Linked DNA regions of Homo sapiens: all the other regions are linked to region 3. The links are chromatin contacts, found by Hi-C or POLR2A ChIA-PET in ENCODE. All regions are on one chromosome and are shown on one strand. Each heading gives the region's core, a stretch centred on a gene start or an enhancer-like site at or near the end of the contact. The rest is flanking DNA. Distances are from core to core; before and after follow the strand shown. Region 1 overlaps TDRD7 (tudor domain containing 7). Region 2 has its middle 24 kb from the start of FOXE1. Region 3 overlaps PTCSC2 (papillary thyroid carcinoma susceptibility candidate 2).

What was found. A loop is a pair of places that touch in the nucleus more often than their neighbours do. ChIA-PET counts read pairs that join two places held with the same protein, here RNA polymerase II (POLR2A). Pooled maps may share reads with other maps.
Region 1: a pooled map shows a loop between it and region 3 (2.7-fold over the local background). The contact joins two enhancer-like sites. A Hi-C loop is called at or near these places in 2 of 168 maps with a recorded cell type or tissue (endothelial cell of umbilical vein and heart left ventricle) and 7 of 50 pooled maps.
Region 2: a loop to region 3 is called in a map of PC-3, with 10 times the contacts of the local background. The contact joins two enhancer-like sites. A Hi-C loop is called at or near these places in 6 of 168 maps with a recorded cell type or tissue (PC-3, PC-9, ascending aorta and 3 more) and 6 of 50 pooled maps. POLR2A ChIA-PET finds 5 or more read pairs at or near these places in 5 of 52 experiments (A549, CD8-positive, alpha-beta memory T cell, MCF 10A and 2 more).

The regions. Positions count from the first base shown.
Region 1 is chr9:97,467,053-97,470,174 of GRCh38, reverse strand. The region is part of intron 8 of TDRD7 (tudor domain containing 7); the gene reads right to left. Among named protein-coding and RNA genes, the nearest start is that of TMOD1, 33 kb to the left of the region's middle. RefSeq lists an enhancer at 1,491-1,550. Within about 2 kb of position 1,399, at least 9 of the 41 ENCODE cell types and tissues checked have a DNase peak (open chromatin) inside an H3K27ac peak, as active enhancers do.
Region 2 is chr9:97,875,046-97,878,437 of GRCh38, reverse strand. No RefSeq gene overlaps it. Among named protein-coding and RNA genes, the nearest start is that of FOXE1, 24 kb to the right of the region's middle. RefSeq lists enhancers at 2,758-3,392, 211-3,392. Within about 2 kb of position 1,522, at least 8 of the 41 ENCODE cell types and tissues checked have a DNase peak (open chromatin) inside an H3K27ac peak, as active enhancers do; they include PC-3, PC-9 and mammary epithelial cell, where a contact is called at or near this core.
Region 3 is chr9:97,712,806-97,715,972 of GRCh38, reverse strand. PTCSC2 (papillary thyroid carcinoma susceptibility candidate 2) reads left to right here. Exons shown (of 11, transcript NR_147055.1): 9 at 2,166-2,278. Among named protein-coding and RNA genes, the nearest start is that of XPA, 17 kb to the right of the region's middle. Within about 2 kb of position 1,417, at least 3 of the 41 ENCODE cell types and tissues checked have a DNase peak (open chromatin) inside an H3K27ac peak, as active enhancers do; they include PC-3, PC-9 and mammary epithelial cell, where a contact is called at or near this core.

The sequences.
Region 1 (3,122 bases), core at 150-2,649, 250 kb after region 3:
GAGTTACACATTTCCACCCGTTCCCTGGACAGCAGTATTTGTTTCTATGGCAGGCATCATCCTTGTGGTATTTATCAGATTCTAAATCCCCAAAGCAGCATTTGTGATGGCTATTCTCAGCTACTGTGCTTCCAGGGACCGAGATGCTTCATCAATGACAACAATGGTATCACTGCTGAACAACATGGAATTCTAAACTAAAAAACAGGCGTACCTATTTTTTTCAAGGGTGTGAAGCTGGGTTAGGTCTTCTTTCAGCTCAGCAAAAGGCCCTAAGTCTGCTGAACAGAGGTCTGTGTTTGCAGAAACCTGAACAACTTTTCCTCACCATTAGCACAGACTGTTAAGAGCCTGGATATTATTTTTAAGAATATTTATAGAATCTTCAGTTTAAAAGGATTATATAAACACAAAGCCTTTTTTTGAGAAAAATAAAAATCTAGAAACATTAAGCTATGGTTTAGAATAACTAAGAATCTAAGGGAAATGTTGAAAACCTAATATGCATCTCTAATTAAAGGAGATGATGGTTATTGAAAGAAACAAAGCAAACAAAACAACAAACACCAGGGCAAAGTCTTGGCCTTAATACCAAGTAACATGAGGTAGGTTCCTTTCACTGCCTCCCTGAAAATAAAGTCCACAGGCCAGCTTCTTAGTACCTAGATTATGGTACTAAACACACGAAACAAAAACCCTTCCCAGCAGAGAATCTAAGGGAAAAAAGCAGAAGACACCACTAACTCCTTTCCTTGGCCATGTGATAAGCGGGCCTGTGGGGCCTGTCTACCTTGTATCAGAAAGACCATCTCTTAGAATCCACATCTGACTCAACACTGACTTAGGCCTAGATCGCTGGTAGGGCTGCATGTCAGGCAGCTGGCCATTTAAGTGCACAAGTCTATTTCTCCAATCCTAAATTAGCACCTGCTTTTGCTTCTCATAGGCCTCAGGAGTCAGGCAGCTTTCATTTCCTTTAATAGCTATCACCACCTACAACTTAGATTCTGTTCTTCCCAGGCCCAAAATGGAGGTAACGTGGTCTGACAATAGGACATAGCATGTGAAATCATGACTCCTGGGAAATTCAGAATGTATTCTTAGCACAAGAACAGATTAAAGAATAACTGCTCCAAAGCCTCAAAAGAAAGTGTTTCTGAACTGTTTGTAGCTTCTTTTCTTGTTTTTAATCATACATGTTTGTATGGCAACTGCAGTTTATAAAACACTTGTCCATGCATTGGCCAGTGTGACTCTCACCACACTCTGCTCTGTGTCCTTTGCTCTGTGAGGGCTCAGTAGTCTCTCTCTCTCTAATGTCCTGGGATCAGGGCCAGTAGTCACATAATCTGGCATAAGGCCCCAGTCCATTCCTGGTTCTCTGGCACCATCAAGTGGCCAAAGGTCTCCCAGCACTACCTATCACCCAGCAGACTCCCCTGGGATGTGGGCCTGGGTCAGGCCAAACTGGCACCAGCCTCAGCGGGTGACCACATCTCCTGTTTCTCCTACTCACCAAGGATCTGACAGGGAAAGCAAGGAAGGAATCAGTACTTACCACCAGACAAAGTTCAATTCAAGCGAAGCAAGACTGGTGCTAAGTAGCTGGGGTTTCTCCAAATAAAGGGAGAAATCATCTCTGTCAGCTTCAAGGGGATGTGGGGAACAAGTTCAGGCCCGGATTGCTACAATCACCGCTGTCCCAAGAGCTTGCTACTGCACAAAATACCGAGCTACCTTTTTTATTCTTCACATCCAGCCCATAATTCTCAGCAGCAATGACGAGGCTGGTCACTCCCTTCTTTATGAGACGCTTTCTTTTTCTGGCTTCTGTGACACCACTCTCTTGGTTTTTCTTCTTTGGCCATCTTTACAGGCTTTTCTGCTCCCCTTATGCCTCCATGTAAATACTGAAGGGTTTCAGGACCTGGGCCCAGGCCCCTCCTCCTCTCTACGTGTATTCTCTCTCTAGGGGATCTCATCTTGTCCTGTGATTTCACATAGCACCTATATGCTGATGCCTCCCAACCTGACACATCTCCAGTCCTAACTGCTCCCTGAGCTCCAAATTCATCCATGTGACATCTGATAGCTATTCTCAAACCTAGCAGGTCCTATGAAATTCTCAATTGTTCTCCACAATGGTTTTTCTCTCTGACTTCCCAATTTCAACAAATGGCACCAATATCTAGTCAATTGCTCAAGCCCCAAACCCAGTAGCTTATCTTGAATCTTCTCTTTTGCTTACCATCCACTTCCAACAGGTCAGTGTCCTGTCAGTTCTACCTCCAAATATATCCTGAATCTCTTCCACTACCTCCATCTTCACTAATCCAGGTTACAAGGTAGCTGGCTATTACAACAGCCACCTAACCAGTATTACTTTCCTTCTGTGCCCTACTATAATACAATCCATTCCCCCACAACAGTCCCAGAATGATTTCTGAAGCATCTAAATGAGATCACATCACTCTGCCTATCTCTTGCTTCAGAGTTATTTTCTATCATAGTTATTTCCTTTATTGGTTATTTCCTTCATTGTACTAAAATTGTTTTGTGTGTTTACTGTATGCTTGTCATCTCTCTCTTCTCACTAGAATGTAAGCTTCTTGAGAAGAAGGACTTGTATGTTTTGTTCTTGGCTCCAGTAAAAAGTGAAAAAGTGTATCAGGTATATACAACACGATGGGAGTGTTTGAATTTACAGATAAGCAATCAGGGAAGTTAAATAACTTTCCTAAGGCCACACAGCTAGAAATGGCAAAGCTGAGACTCAGTTCTATCTGACACGAGAGCCTGAATTCCCAAAGTAGAAGGAGGGAGGGAGGAAAGAAAGTGACTGCCCTATAGACTTCAGACTGGGAGATATCCTTGTGGAATAGCTGCATTATTTATTGTAAATATTGTTACACTGTTAATGTGTCATTAGGATTTACGTATGATTCTTCTCTTCATAAGAAATCTCTGTGCCTCAAAATAGCTTAGCTTTTGTTGAACTTCCTAAGGGCCGGGGGAGTGAAATGGCCAGGAAACAGAAGTTTATCTAGGAACGTTTAGGGATAGTTATCTCCTATCAACTAGAGACCCAGAGGAATGGAGGGACTTGACCAAAGGCACACACC
Region 2 (3,392 bases), core at 273-2,772, 160 kb before region 3:
AACCCCATCTCTACTAAAAAATACAAAAATTAGCCAGGAATCGTGGCACGCACCTGTAATCTCAGCTACTCAGGAGGCTGAGGCAGGCGAATCGCTTGAACCTGGGAGGCAGAGTTTGCAGTGAGCTGAGATTGTGCCATTGCATTCCAGCCTGGGTGACAGGGCAAGACTCCATCTCAAAAGAAAAAAAAAAGTTTCAGCTACATCTTCCTTTTGCATGCCTGTCTCTGCCTCTGCCACCAATCTCCCCAAGGGTGGGAACCCTTTCTTTTTTTCTTTTCTTTTTCTTTCTTTCTTTTCTTTTCTTTTCTTTTTTTTTTTTTTGAGATGGAGTCCCGCTCTGTTGCCCAGGCTGGAGTGCAGTGGTGCAATCTCGGCTCAGTGCAACCACCTTCCTGGTTCAAGCGATTCTCCTGCTTCAGCCTCTTGAGTAGGTGGGACTATAGGCGCCTGCCCCGACACCTGGCTAATTTTTGTATTTTTTAGTAGAGATGAGGCTTCACTATGCTAGCCAGGCTGGTCTCGAACTTCTGACCTTGTGATCCGCCTGCCTCGGCCTCCCAAAGTGCTGGGATTACAGGCATGAGCCACAGAGCCTGGCCATTCTTTTGTATTTTTATTCGAGCCAGGGTTTTACCATATTGGTCAGGCTAGTCTCGAACTCCTGACCTCAGGTGAGCCACTTGCCTCTCCCTCCCAAAGTGCTGGGATTACAGGCGTGAGCCACTGTGCCCAGCTGGGTGAGAACCATTTCTTAGATCCATCTTCTTTCTTCTTCTCCAGAGACCCACACAGGACCACATGCTGCTAAACACGCAGAAAAAAATGTTGAACAGAATGGCATTCTGCCCTCTTTGCTTGCAGTGGGCTCGCTCTCATCTAACAGCCGCTCATTCTTCCCACGTGTCCAGCCTGGTAGATTTGTGCTGTAGCATGCACTGCTTCAGTCCTGAGAGACTGGCCAGATTCCAGGGCCCTTGTACTCACTGCTTGATGAAGCCAGAGGAATGCCTGCAGCGGATGAGCACATTCCCAACCAGTGTGCAAATAGTAATGAAATCACTGCAGCTTCCTGTGGGGAGTCAAACACCATGACCCTAACCCCAGCAAGAAGATGCTGATGGGTACATTAATAGACATGGATTTTCCAGGATGCAGAGTCCTTGCATTTCACTCTGTCCTGGATCATTACCATTAAATTATAGCGTTATCTTTTTCTTTGACTTTTCAGTATCGTGAGATTGCAAGAAAAGGTTTTCTTAGATCTTCACTTGCTCAACAAGGAAATGGGATGCCGTGGGAAGTTATGAGTTCCCTGCCTGGGGTGCTCGATAACTGATTGGCAGGGATGTTGTGGAGGCGGAGAGGAGGACTCCAACCCCAGGATGCTATGAGTCTTTAGTGCCCATTGTCCCTAGGACGCCACCAGAGGTACGCAATCTGATGCGGATTTCGCAACACAGCTTCTGAGGTTAGTGATGCAAGTTCATTCAGGAGAAAACTGTGTGGCTGGTGAGATAGACCCAGGCTGTTGAGGCTGCTGCTGGGGCTAGAAGGGTCTGACTCATGCTTCGCAGCCCGTGCCAGCATTTCAGAGGGAAGCGATGTTGTCTCTTGTTCTTCCTCCGCTCATCCCCTAAGCCAGGCGTCTGGTCTTCAGCCCTTGTCTCTTTCATTGCACACAACCACCTGAGAAATCTCAGCCACCCCCCAGCCTCAACCCCCATCTCTGTGATAACTCCTAACTCTGTCTACAGCCTTGACCTCATCCCTAAGCAACAGACTCATATAGCTAACAGTTTATTGGACATCTTCATCTCATTGTCCTACATTTCAAACATGATGTTATAAAATTGGGATGTTTTCTCCTGGCTTCAAATCTGAAGTCCCTCATCCAGCCAGCCACCCCATACAGAAACCTTCCTCCATCTCCCTCTTAAGTTCATTTCTACCTTGTGTGCAAGTCCTGTGTATTCCACTTCTATGGCGTCTCTTCTTATTGGCCTTTTTCATTCTAGCTCTATTACCACTGATTTCATTCCTGCCAGAGTGAGTATACTTCAACCCAAGTGGGACTCCACCTCCACCAGGTGGTCATTCCCCTAAAAAAAAAAAAACAAGCATAAAACACAAAAAGACTGACAATACCAAGTGTTGACAAGAATATAGAGCAATGAGAACTCCTGTGCATCCCTGGTGGGCGTGTACATGGGTAGAACAACTTTGGGAAACTAGAAGTATCTACTCAAGTAGATATATGCATAGCCCACAACCCAGCAATTCCACTCCTAGATATGCATGCAACAGATTTACCCCCAGAGGAGCACGTAAAGGCATGTGCAGGAAGGTTTACAGCCCCAAACTGGAAACTGCACAAAGCTCATCAACAATTGCAGTGCATCCATACAATGGGATATCAACCAGCAATGAGCAAGAACAAAGTGCATTTATGTCTAACAACATGGGGGAGTCTTGCAAACATATGTGGAGTGAAAAAAGCCACACACAAGAAAATAGTGAAAACTAGTTTATGATGTTAGGATGGTTATTTTTCTTGTATGTAAGTAGTTCCTGAAAGAGGCCAGAGTGGATCTCTGGAGTTTTAGTAATAATTTGTTATTGTTTTAATCTGAGTGCTATTACGTAGATGCGGTCAGTTTGTGAAAAATTTTGTACTTTTCTATACATATGTTACATTTCAATAAAAAGTTTACTAAAACACATCCACCTATGCATACACACTGAAAAAACAAAATCTCTTCCATGGTTCCTCATGCCCTGAGGAGAAACTTCCAGACCCTAACAGAACACTCATAGATCTCCATGATGTGACCCTGCCTGCCAGGCCACACCCTTCCCATCAGTACTATGTGTGCCACGCACTAGACCATTCTCCTTGCTGATCTCTGTGCTACTCCTTCAGCCTGAATCCCTCTGTCCACCTGGCTCTGTCTGAAGATGCCACCTCCTCCGTGAGGCCTCTTCTGATTTCTGAGACCACACATGCTGCTTTTCTTTCTCACACAGCTCTGAGCTCTTTCTGCTTGCATGTGTTCCCTTGACTGAAGGCAGCATGCCATGAAAACGCAGCCCAGGGAGAGATTTGTGTGGTCTCAGAAATCAGGAGAGGCCTCACAGAGGAGGTGGCGTCTTCAGACAGAGCCAGGTGGACAGAAGAATTCCAGGCTGAAGGAAGAGCACAGAGACCTGCGCAGAGAATGTGGAGTGGGCTGGTAGATGGCACACATGCCCCAGGTGGGCAGGAGGGGGCCTGCTAGACAGGGTCACATCATGGAGGGCAGAAGGTAAACCTCCTCGAGGTGGCAGAAATGGTGCCTGGTTCATCTTTGTAGACCCTGCTAGGGCCAGTGCTGTGCCTGGTACAGTGCTTG
Region 3 (3,167 bases), core at 168-2,667:
GTTACTAGCAAACATATTTAATAGAAAGTATGTTCTAGAGCAGTGGTAACCAAAATTAAATTCCATGGGACCATCATTTGGTAAGAGGTCTTAGATGTTACCTGAGAAGAGGTTCAGTGGTCAGAGATGTCAGGTAAACCCTACATCCAGATATTCAACAGGCTTATCTTTGCATGGCTTTTGGAGCCTCAAATATATTAATTTTCACTGTGAATCTCCAAAAGGAGTGCACAATATATAGCATGTGCCCATAACATTTGCCCAGAAAGTCATTTTAAAAAATCTTAGGCTGGGCATGGTGGCTCACACTCCAAGCAATTTGGGAGGCCAAAGTGGGAGGATTGCTTGAGCCCAGGAGTTCGAGACCCACCTGGGAAACATAGAGAGACCCTATCTCTACAAAATATCAAGAAAATTAGCTGGATGTGGTGGCTCATGCAGGCCTGTAGTCCCAGCTACTTGGGAGGCCGAGGTGGGAGGATCACTTGAGCCTAGGAGTCTGAGGATGCAGTGAGCTAAGATCACCCCCACTGGACTCCAGCCTGGGTGACAGACCAAGACCTTGCCTCAAAAATGAAATGAAATAAAATAAAATGAAATAGAGATCTTCCACAAAGAAGACTTCTCATTGGGATATGCAGTGTCATAGGCATGTAAAGCCTTTAAAAAATCTTTTCAATTTTAGTTTTGAGGCCATGAAGCAGAGTTTGTCTATCTCTGTTGTCACAAAGGGGGTATTTTGCTGAGTGCAGTGGCTCATGCCTGTAATCCCAGCTCTTTGGGAGGCCGAGGCGGGAGGATCACCTGAGGTGAGGAGTTCAAGACCAGCCTGGCCAACATGGTAAAACCCTGTCTCTACTAAAAATACAAAAAAATTAGCCAGGCACCTATAATCCCAGCTACTTGGGAAGCTGAGGCAGGAGAATCATCTGAACCCTGGAGACAGAGGTTGCAGTGAGCTGAGATCGTGCCATTGCACTCCAGCCTGGGCAAAAAGAGTGGAACTCCATCTCAAAATAAATAAATAAATAACAAAGGGGGTATTTTATAAATTTGAAGCTCATGTATGGGTCACAATAAACCATTTAATGAGTCATATTACATGGACCCAAAGCCTAGTTCTCATTGTTGGGGTGAGTCTCATTCAAGTCATTCCTGGCAGGAGTTCTACAGGTGCACACCACCAGAAGCCTGAAGGGACTTTTGAGCTTCATCACAAGCTCCATGCTTTGACCTCCTTTATGAAAAGGCTGAGGAATGACATGCAACCCTGCACCTCCCTCCTGCCCCCCAATACACAAATGCACACCCTTTGCTGGCATGCGAAGCGTGCTTAGAAAGGGGAGGAAAAACCCAAACCACAAAACCCCACATTCCTTTCAAGGGCTGTCTGTGTACACACCCTGGACCTTTGACTTCCTTTCCCTGGTGAGCAGGGGTTTTTCAAGGCTTTGAGTCAGGAGTTAAGGACTGTTGAGATGCAACTCTAACACGTCCTAGCCTTATGATTTCAGCATTTACCCTCTTGGGGCTCTGCTTTTCCTCTGTAAAATGGGGATAATGAGCCCTAGGACCTGTCTAACCTCCAGGACTGCTGTAAGGATAAAACAACCTTCACTATTCCCTTTATCACTTATTTAGCCAATCTTTGTCATCGCACTGAACACAGGGCATCAATTCTTTCTAAAGACCACAAAATGGCAAAGCTAATGACAAATGAAAACAATTGTAACATTTCACAGAGATGGTTCATATCCATAACACAGGAAGAGTGCTTACATACAAATTTAAATATATATGGGCCATTAAAAGTTGGCAAAAGTCAAGAATATGCATTGACTTTTGCCAATAAATGTAGAAACAAAGAAAATGATTTTGTGTGGGAGAAGCAGCACAAAGGCCAATAAACATATTTTTATGTTGATGCTCATTTTGAAATTTTGAAATTGCTTGGTTATTAGACCTGCTACTGGATGGTGTGATTTAGTGTGTTAATGATAATGCCCACGTTTTACTATGTCGCATTCTGAGACAGAGTCCTCAGGCTTTATCAGAGTGCCAGAGGTCTATGGCAAAGAATCCCTGATCTATAGGAATCTGATAAAATGAAGTATGGTGTATCCATATAATGAAATGCTGTGTTGATATTAAAATTGATGTTTTAGGTAAAGATGTAGAGCAACTGGAACTTTCATACACTGCTGCAACCACTTTGGAGACTATCAGCATTTTCCACTAAAGCTGAACATTATGGTCTAGAAATTGCACTCCTGAGCAGGTAGGTAACAAAAGTGTATACCTATGTTCACCAAAAGACATCTAAAGAATGTTCATAGCAGCTGAAATAGCTGAAACCTGGAAACAACCCCCATGTCCATCAACAGTAGAATGGATAAGTAAATTGTGATATATTTATACAAAAGAATACTATATATGTCAATGAGTGAATGAACTATAGCTATATGCAACAACATGAATCTCATTCATATACTGTTGAGTGAAAAAATATAGACAAAAATAAATACTGTATAATCTACCATATAGTTCAAAAGCCAGACAAGACCATTTTTAGAAATCAGAAGTCAGAATTATGTTGCTTTTGGGGTAAGAGGTGACAGTAACTTGGAGAGGGTCCAAAAGATTTTGGGGGATGCAGGTAATGGTCTCGTATTTTATCTTGGTGGTGAATATAAAAGCAGAGTCAATATGCGAAGATTTATACCTATGATTGTTTGCATGTTTCTGTGAGATTTACCCCTATGATTTTTTGCATGTTTCTGCTTTTATGTTCTACTTTAATCAAAAGTCTGCTTAAAAATGACATAGAAACATTTTCATGACATTGAAAGATATTTGTGTTGTCATGTTATATTAAAAAATACAGGTTTGTGTATAGTGTGCTTTCACTTATTCCCTTCAAGATCATCATACATATGTGCTTTTCAGTACATGACATATCTTTAGGAGGATATATGAGCAATTGATAGAAGTGGTTGCTTCTGGAGAGTGAGAATGGGAGAGAGATTTATTTTTTACTTCATGTCAAGGGTGTCCAATCTTTTGGCTTCCCTGGGCCACACTGGAAGAATAAGAATCGTCTTGGGCCACACATAAAATACATTAACACTAATGATAGCTGATGAGCTTTAAAAAATTGCAAAAAATTT